Regions from separate parts of the Homo sapiens genome. Here region 1 is linked to region 2. Evidence: chromatin loops called from intact Hi-C (ENCODE). Cell type or tissue: natural killer cell. All regions are shown on one strand.

Region 1 (4,000 bases), 180 kb before region 2:
ATATCCAGAATCTATAAGGAACTTAAACAAATCAACAAGCCCAAAACAACAACCCCATTAAAAAATGGGCACAAGACATAAACAGACACTTAAAAGAAAACATAGACACAGCCAACGAGCATATGAAAAAATGCTCAATGTCACTACTCATTAGAGAAATGCAAATCGAAAACACAGTGGTGTCTTATCTCATGCCAGTCAGAATGACTATTATTGAAAAGTCAGAAAATAACAGATGTTAGTGAGGTTATGAAGAAAAGGAAATGTTGGTGGGAATGTAAATTAGTTCAGCCACTGTGAAAAGCAGTTTGGAGATTTATCAAAGCACTTAGAACTACCATTTAACTCAGCAATCCCATTAATGGGTATACACCCAAAGGAATAGAAATCGTTCTACTAAAAAGTCACATGCACACATGCAGTGCACTACTCACAATAGCAAAGACATGCAATCAACCTAGATGCCCATTAATGGTGGACTGGATAAAGAAAATGTGGTACATATATACCATGGAATACCATGCAGCCATAAAAAAGAATGAATTCATATCTTTTGCAGCAACATGGATGGAGCTGGAGTCCATTATCCCAAGCAAGTTAACACAGGAACAGAAAACCAACTACTGCATGTTCTCATAAGTGGGAGCTAAACTTTGAGTGCACATGGACACAAAGAGGAGAACAAAAGACACTGGGGCCTACTTGAGGGTAGAGGGTAGGAGGAGAGTGAGGGTCAAAACACTACCTATTGAGTACTATGCTCACTACCTGGGTGACAAAATTATTTGTACACCAAACCCCGGCAACATGCAATTTACCCACGTAACAAACCTGCACATGTACCCTCTGAACCTAAAATACAAATTGAAAAAGAAAAAATAAAATAAAAATTTTACACACTTTTCAAAAGAAAAAAAGGCAATAGATAATTAAAATGAATTTCTAAAATATATTCAAATAATCCAAGGAAGGCCGGAAAAGGGGAACAGAGAAACAGAAAACAGAGGGGACAAGCAGAAAGCAAATAAATTCATAGTCTCAGAGAGACAGGACTAGATTTGGGGTAAGCTGTGTTACAACTGTCTACTGGTAGGGGAAGACAGGGGAAGCTACATCTGGACAGAAGCTTGTGCCAGGAGAGCGATGGATTTTTTTATGATTAGAGAAGTGACGGAAGAGGAAAGCATGAAGAAATGGAAGAAGAAGTAAAAGACCTGTCAGAGTTCTCAGGGCTTCCTGACACAGGTGCTCATTATCTAGATCCCAAATTTCTTTATTATGCTGTGGTGTGACTGACACTGCCTGTGGAGCAGCTATTGTGAACTACTTGGTTTTCAGTGCTTTGAATCTGTCTCCAACCCGTATACCCATGCACACTTTTGCTTGCTGTTTCAACCTGAAGAGCCCTCTGTGTATCAACCTTTGGGTCTAAACACTCTGTCTTCTCCCTAGAGGATCCTGGAGATGGTTTTGGCTTGGTACTTGGTCCAGACCCTTGTTTCAACCTCATGTGGACCCTGACTTGGGCCTTCCCTCAGTACCTATGAACAATGTGTCTCTATTACTCTTCTCCGAGGCGTAGTCTGACACTGTGCTCACTTGCTCCCCGGGCTTCCTGTCCTGGCCCTCCCTTGCTTTCACCTCCCAGTGGCTACCCAACACCTAATGGAGACCCAGAGACGGAGCCAGGGGACAGGAAGAGAGGGAGGATTACAAGCAAGGCCAGGGGCTGCCTTACAGTCACATTCTGAGACTACAGGTCCACAAGATGGCGACATTTCCCTATGAAATTAATGCAAGTAATGACTGGGATATTGAAGTGATTTCTAATGTTGGAAATGTCCCATTCAGTGCTAAAAAGACAGTAAAGACAATGATTTTGTTTAGGGCAAGAAGACAAACCTGGGAAGGGCTTTCTCCGCCAGGGATTCCCCAGTTAGTCTGAAAAAGGCAAGTCACAGAACTGCATATTCTGCATAAGAAGGCAAATGTGAGAAACCCCCCTGGATCTGTTCATGGAAGTGAGCTCCAGTATAGATGTGGAGTCGGGATGGATGCCACTTAGGGTGGCACACTGACCAATAGTAACAAGCACACTAACTCATCCCTGAGATGCTATATTTTGTCTACTTTATTGTCTGAGTCAGTAGCAGGACATATAAAATTTCCATCAAAGGAGTTGGAAAAAAAAAACCCCACATACAGTTTTAATTTTTTATTCATCAAACATCTCAGGAGTTGTGCTGCGAGTTTGTTTGTATCAGTTTTGTGGGATACACAGACAGTTTTACAAACATGAAGTCTCAGGAGAGCTGACTTACAAAATCCTATTTAACCTCTACATAGAATATTGAATTTCCGAATGAAAAATCAGAAGAAATCACACCATTCTAATGTTAACAAATGAAAAAATTATAAAGAACATTTAAAGTTTATCCTGAAAATTAATTCTTAAGAAAAGAAGATTTAACTGAAGAGTAGCAAAGGGAAATTAAATTATTATTAATTAGGGAAACTAAATGTATTAATTTTTCCCATTTTACAATAAAAAGCCCTAGGTTTACAGAGGCTAAGTGACTTACTCAATGTTATACAACCTCAGCGAAACAACTGAAGTTGAATGTCACATGTGTCAGCACTCCACCAGGCACTGGAGAGCAGTGAACAAAGTCAGTGAGAACTGGAGAAGGGATACTGCGTAGGTGTGTTTAACTGCAAAGCCTGGACTCCTTCACTGCTGAAACATTTGAAGTGATTCAGAAGGGGACCACTAGGGACTCCCAAGGGCTTAAAGTAGTTAACTGTACTTAATTCCAGGTTAGGACATCTTTTTGATCCTAAACATTAGCATGACACCTTAAACAGAGCAAACTTTCAGAACATGTTTGATGAGAGAAATGAGCATTATAATGAGGCTACGATTTCTGTAAGTTTTGCTCATGGCTGATTTGCCAGTATTTGAAACAGTGTCAGACACAAAGCTCAATTAATGTTTGCTGATGGACTGAATGAATAAATGAATGAAAATCGAGGCAAATAATTAAGAGGAGGGTTCTTATTCTTACATGGTGCCATAATTTTCTCAGTCCAATGGTTTTTTCTTATCTACTTTTGGTTGTGAATATTTTGTTTTGACAAAGCAACAATTACTTTGGCCCCGCTTCTGCAATGCTTTGTGCCTGCAGTTGCAGTTGCAGTTGCACTGTACAATATCAGCAGTCCTCTGTACGGAAGTCCAGCATATTCACACCAGGGTGACATGTGGTTGCACTTGTAGCAAGTTGTATTTTCTGATATTCCTCTTTTTCTCTTCTCCTTGTTTGGCTGGACATTTTTATACAGATGGAAATCAGGTTACAAGAGGGTCAGCCTTGAAAAGCTGTTACAAGAGTGTCTTAAGCCAGAAGGCAAAGGCTGGGTGTGATGGCTCATGCCTGTAATCCTAGCACTTTGAGAGGCTGAGGTGGGAGGATCCCTTGAGCCCAGGAGTTCGAGGTTGCAGTGAGCTATGATTGTGCCACTGTACCCTGCCCTGGGCAACAGAGTGAGACCCTGTTTTGAAAAAAAAAACAAAACTACTTACCTCCCTCCTTTTTTTATCTCTCTCTAATATAAGTTCAGCCCTTCTTTTAGCAATCGTATCAACCTGTTAAAGAAAGAGACATTAAAAAATTGTAATGGAGAATGATAAAAGTGGCTTTCTCTGTATTCATATATTTTTATATAAAGTAGGAATAACGTTTGGGCAGAAGCACAGTGAACTTTGCAGGAAAGGATGTGATGGCGGTAATCATGTTGCTTGGCTTGCATCCTTGTACCTCTGAACCTCTTGATCAGCTATTTTCTTCCAGAGGGATAAACAGCACTTGGGGTCAGTTACTCTTTCCACAAAGTTTAGAACTCCTTTTCAAAATTTATCGCTCATTTGTTTGTTTGGTTTTGGTGGCAGGAAATAGGGAAATACGTGGAGGCAATTCACTGAAAATGGTAAGCTTTTAAC
Region 2 (4,000 bases):
CCTTTTGCTCTTGGGGCTTGAGCCTAAAAACAAACATAAAAAACTTTACTATGGTTTTAGTAAGATGTTTGGGAGGACCAGAGGTGTCCACTCCTCCATCTTTATCCAGGATTCTACCTGTTTTGCACCTCAGACATCTCTGTTGTGGATCTTGCCCCCTCTCTGTCCCTGAGACTGCCCACAGAAGGGCCACTCACAAGCGCCTGTCATCAGATGCTCTGTCCTTATCGACTTGACTTCTCAGCAGCATCTGATGTGACTGCTTTCTCCTTTCCCAGATGATCTTTCTTTGCTTTGACGAGTCCACCTCGTGCTGGGGTTTTCTCATTCACCAGCCATTCCTCCCAATCTTCTCAGCTGGTTCCTTCTCCGTATCCAGCCTCTAAATAATGGAGTTCCTCAGGCTAGCTTTTTTGGGCTCTCGTCACTCTCCCTACTCTCTCTAGTAGGTTTAACCCAGTCCCATGGCTTTAAATGCTGCATACATGCTGATGGCACCCACTGAGCTCTTTTACCCACTGAGTTCTCACTTGGCCTCTCTGGGCATGTTGTGAACAGAACTCTTGGTTTCCCTTCAAACCTGTTTCTTCTCCAGTCATCTCGACATCAGTAAGTGGCACCATCATCTAGCTATCTGCTTAAAGGTAATTGGATCTATTACTCTCCTTCCTGATCCCATCTACCAGTAAGTTATATATCCAAAATATATCTTCAGTTTATCTTTTTCCTCAGGCATCGAGCCTAGTGCCTGACACATATGAGGCATTTACTAGTCAGTGGTCCAATGAGTGACATCAATAGAAACACCAAGAAAATGTATGTAAAAAAATGTGGGCTTGGGGCCAGGCATGGTGGCTCATGCCTGTAATCCCAGCACTTTGGGAGGCCAAGGCAGGTGGATCATTTGAGGTCAGGAGTTCAAGACCAGCCAGGCCAACATGGCGAAACCCTGTCTCTACTAAAAATACAACAACAACAAAAAAAATTAGCCACGTGTCATGGTGCACGTCTGTAATCCCAGCTACTTGGGAGGCTGAGGGAGGAGAATTGCTTGAACCTGGGAAGCCAGGACGCAGAGGTTCTGGTGAGCCAAGATTACACCACTGCACTCCAGCCTGGGTGACAGAGTGAGACTCCATCTCAAAAAAAAAAAAAAAAAAAAAAAGTAGGCTCTTTAAAAATGGGGAAGTCATGAAAAACAAAGCCTGATGAACTATTCTAGATTAAAAGATTTAAAAAGATGTAACATAACTTTACATAAAGATAGGTAGTACATGATCCTTGATTAGATTCTGGCTTTATCAAATCCAGCTATAGAGGGTATTATAGGGAGATGGGGGGAAAATTGGAATATAAATTGTACATATATATTGTATTGATGATATTATGATTATGTGTTACGATACCTGCAACTCATTTCCAGAGGTTCAGAGGAAGAAAGCATCTATCAGGAGTGGGGGAGGGAGAAAACAAATGCAACAAAATGTTAACAGTTGGTGAGTCTAGATGAAGGGTATATGGGTGTTCGTTGTACTGTTCTGTTGTCTTTGAAGATTTTTTTAAATTAAAAATTGGGAAAAAAATCAACAGTGGAGAAAAATTTAGTGGAGGGAAACTTTAGGGAAATTTTTAATCCCCAAAATGCTGAGGTCCATTTTGAAGCATACTATTAAATGTAACAAAGGCTGAGGATATACAGTGTTGATATATTCAATAGGAAGGAAATAAGAACGAGTAGAAACAAGGCCTTTCTGGAAGTTACCTCTTAAAAAATTGGTGTGAAAGTGGATGGTCAGCTGCCCACCAGAGGGCAGTGCAGGCAGTGATTCCGCGGTCTACAGTAGGCCAGCTGAAAAGCAGGGGTTTTCTTTCCCTCATAACTGGCTCCACATGAGGTCGCTATTCTCTGCACAAAACGTTTTTAGGATTCTTAGACTGTTTGAGAAGAGAGAGAATGCGGGTAGGTATAGTGCTTCCCATTTCTTTCCCTCCACTCTGATCTATTTCCAGATTCTGTGGGTTTTAGCCTTTGGCTCCTCTGATTCATGGATTCTTTGGAAGGATCTAGATATTGGAAGTACAGATCTGCCTTCCTAAGTATGTGTTTCGAAGTCCAATAATGCATTTGCCCATGAGCATGTCAGGATTTATATCTGTTTTTAAAATCACAAACTGCCAAAGTATCATCCCATTGCAATTAATCTTTAGGTTTCGTAGGATTTATTAAAATTCTGTACAACAAACCCCTGTGACATGAGTTTACCTATGTAGCAAACCTTCACATATACCCCCAAACCTAAAATAGAAGTTAAAATTAAAAAATAAAATTCTAGGGAATTTCATTTAGGGATTTTACCTCTTTTAAACCTAGGATGTTCCTCCTTACTGAGTGGTTGACTTAAAAGAGCCATTTTTCTATGTGCTTACCCAGAAAAGCTGGGTTAGTGTAAATGTCTTAGAAAATTACCCAGCACATGAAATGATTACTCTGTGGTACATAGTTGTTCTTTCACCTAACACTTAGCTAATGCCTGAGGCACCATATTGTGCTACTAGACTAGGAAATTAAAATCCACAGAGGTTAAGGAGTTAGCCCCAGTCTCCCGAGGTGCTTATAGTAGGGGGCAGACAAGCCCCAAACAAATTTAGACAAGACTTTCAGAAGTAAGTACTACATTTAGGTAGAAACAAAAGTGCTTTGGGGAGAACAGGTGATGAGTAGGGATTGGTGCAGGTGGACATGGGTGGTTCACTGGCCTTGTCTTGGCTCAGTGCCCAAAGTCCTGCTTAGAGGTTCCTCAAGGCCAAATTCAGAATCAGGACAACACCAGCCTGCTCTGACCATCCCCAGATAAGTCAAATGCCCTTCCTGTGTTCTCATGGCATCTAGTTCATGCCTCTGTTATAGCATGCTATTCATGATTGTCAATTTGCATGCTCTTCTCTCCCGAGGACATAGACTGACTACTAACAGATTGGCGCATTTTCCCATTGTGAGTCCATTCTGGTCCTGAACATGCTTTCCTCCCTTTGGGCTACTCTCTGTTTTCCTCTGGCGTTTGTCTTTTTCCTCAAATACAATGGCATAGTCTCACTGACATCTTACAAAGTGAAGGACAGAAAAGGAACTAACACTTATTGAGTGTCTTTTTTGTGCTGACTGCTGTGGTCACTGTGTTAGGTGCTTTGTGAACGAACATTTTCTCGCTTATTCTTGTGCCTGTAACAAACATACCATCTTCTTCCCTTTTCAGTTCTTTGCAATTGCTATTTCCTCTCCTAGAAGCCATTTTTTAAGTCCTCAAGAAGGGCTCCCTTTTCTGCTAACAAGCACGTATAGTTTACAAACCATTCTTCTTAGGTGAACGCTGTTAGATTGGTTACCCCCTCTCCTCTCAGTGGTGGGTAGGGTGTCAGGGACAGGAATTAGCTGAAGCCTGGCTGAGATTCTTTGACTTCCTTTCTCTTCCTGTTTGCCTGTCTGTCTAACTGCACCCCCAGTACATCGAATCCTGTCACTGGATGTCCCAACTTAGTTTACTAATTTTTATTATAATTGCTTTATTTCTACCTCATTATAACTCATAGTGTCATCTAGACTGTACCTCTCCTAGGAGATGTGGGATTGAATTTCTTGACTAGCTTTCTTCTTGAGGTCAGGCTAACCCATCATTTTTAACAGATTGTTTTGCTCTTCATAACTTATCAGTAAATCAGGCCTTTATAAACTGATGTGTGTGTGTGTGTATATATATATATGTGTGTGTGTGTGTGTATGTGTATATATATATGTATAGGTATATATATACATATATACATACATATATACGTGTATATATATATACATATATACACATATGTATACATACATATACATATATACCTATACATATATACATATATATACATATATATACACATATATACACATATATATACTTAATAGTAAAAATTCCATGTATTTCTACAGATTTAAAGTTAAAACAGTATATCCAAGTGT

Evidence for each region. Hi-C counts contacts between places; a loop is a spot of excess contacts. Peaks named below come from ENCODE experiments on the same cell type or tissue, not always from the same donor. Only the 100,000 strongest peaks of a DNase experiment are listed, where the experiment ranks them.
Region 1: it touches region 2 in a loop (2.3-fold over the local background); 47 of 110 quality-filtered maps call a loop at or near these places.

Annotation. Positions count from the first base shown.
Region 1 is chr6:109,525,428-109,529,427 of GRCh38, forward strand. AK9 (adenylate kinase 9) reads right to left here. Exons shown (of 41, transcript NM_001145128.3): 29 at 3,584-3,646. Among named protein-coding and RNA genes, the nearest start is that of ZBTB24-DT, 44 kb to the left of the region's middle. In natural killer cell, CTCF peaks have their summits at 1,792 (motif pointing right) and 1,992; a DNase peak (open chromatin) is centred at 1,754.
Region 2 is chr6:109,703,534-109,707,533 of GRCh38, forward strand. The region is part of intron 1 of FIG4 (FIG4 phosphoinositide 5-phosphatase); the gene reads left to right. Among named protein-coding and RNA genes, the nearest start is that of FIG4, 14 kb to the left of the region's middle. In natural killer cell, CTCF peaks have their summits at 1,828 (motif pointing right) and 2,028; a DNase peak (open chromatin) is centred at 1,848; H3K27ac peaks cover 1,582 bases.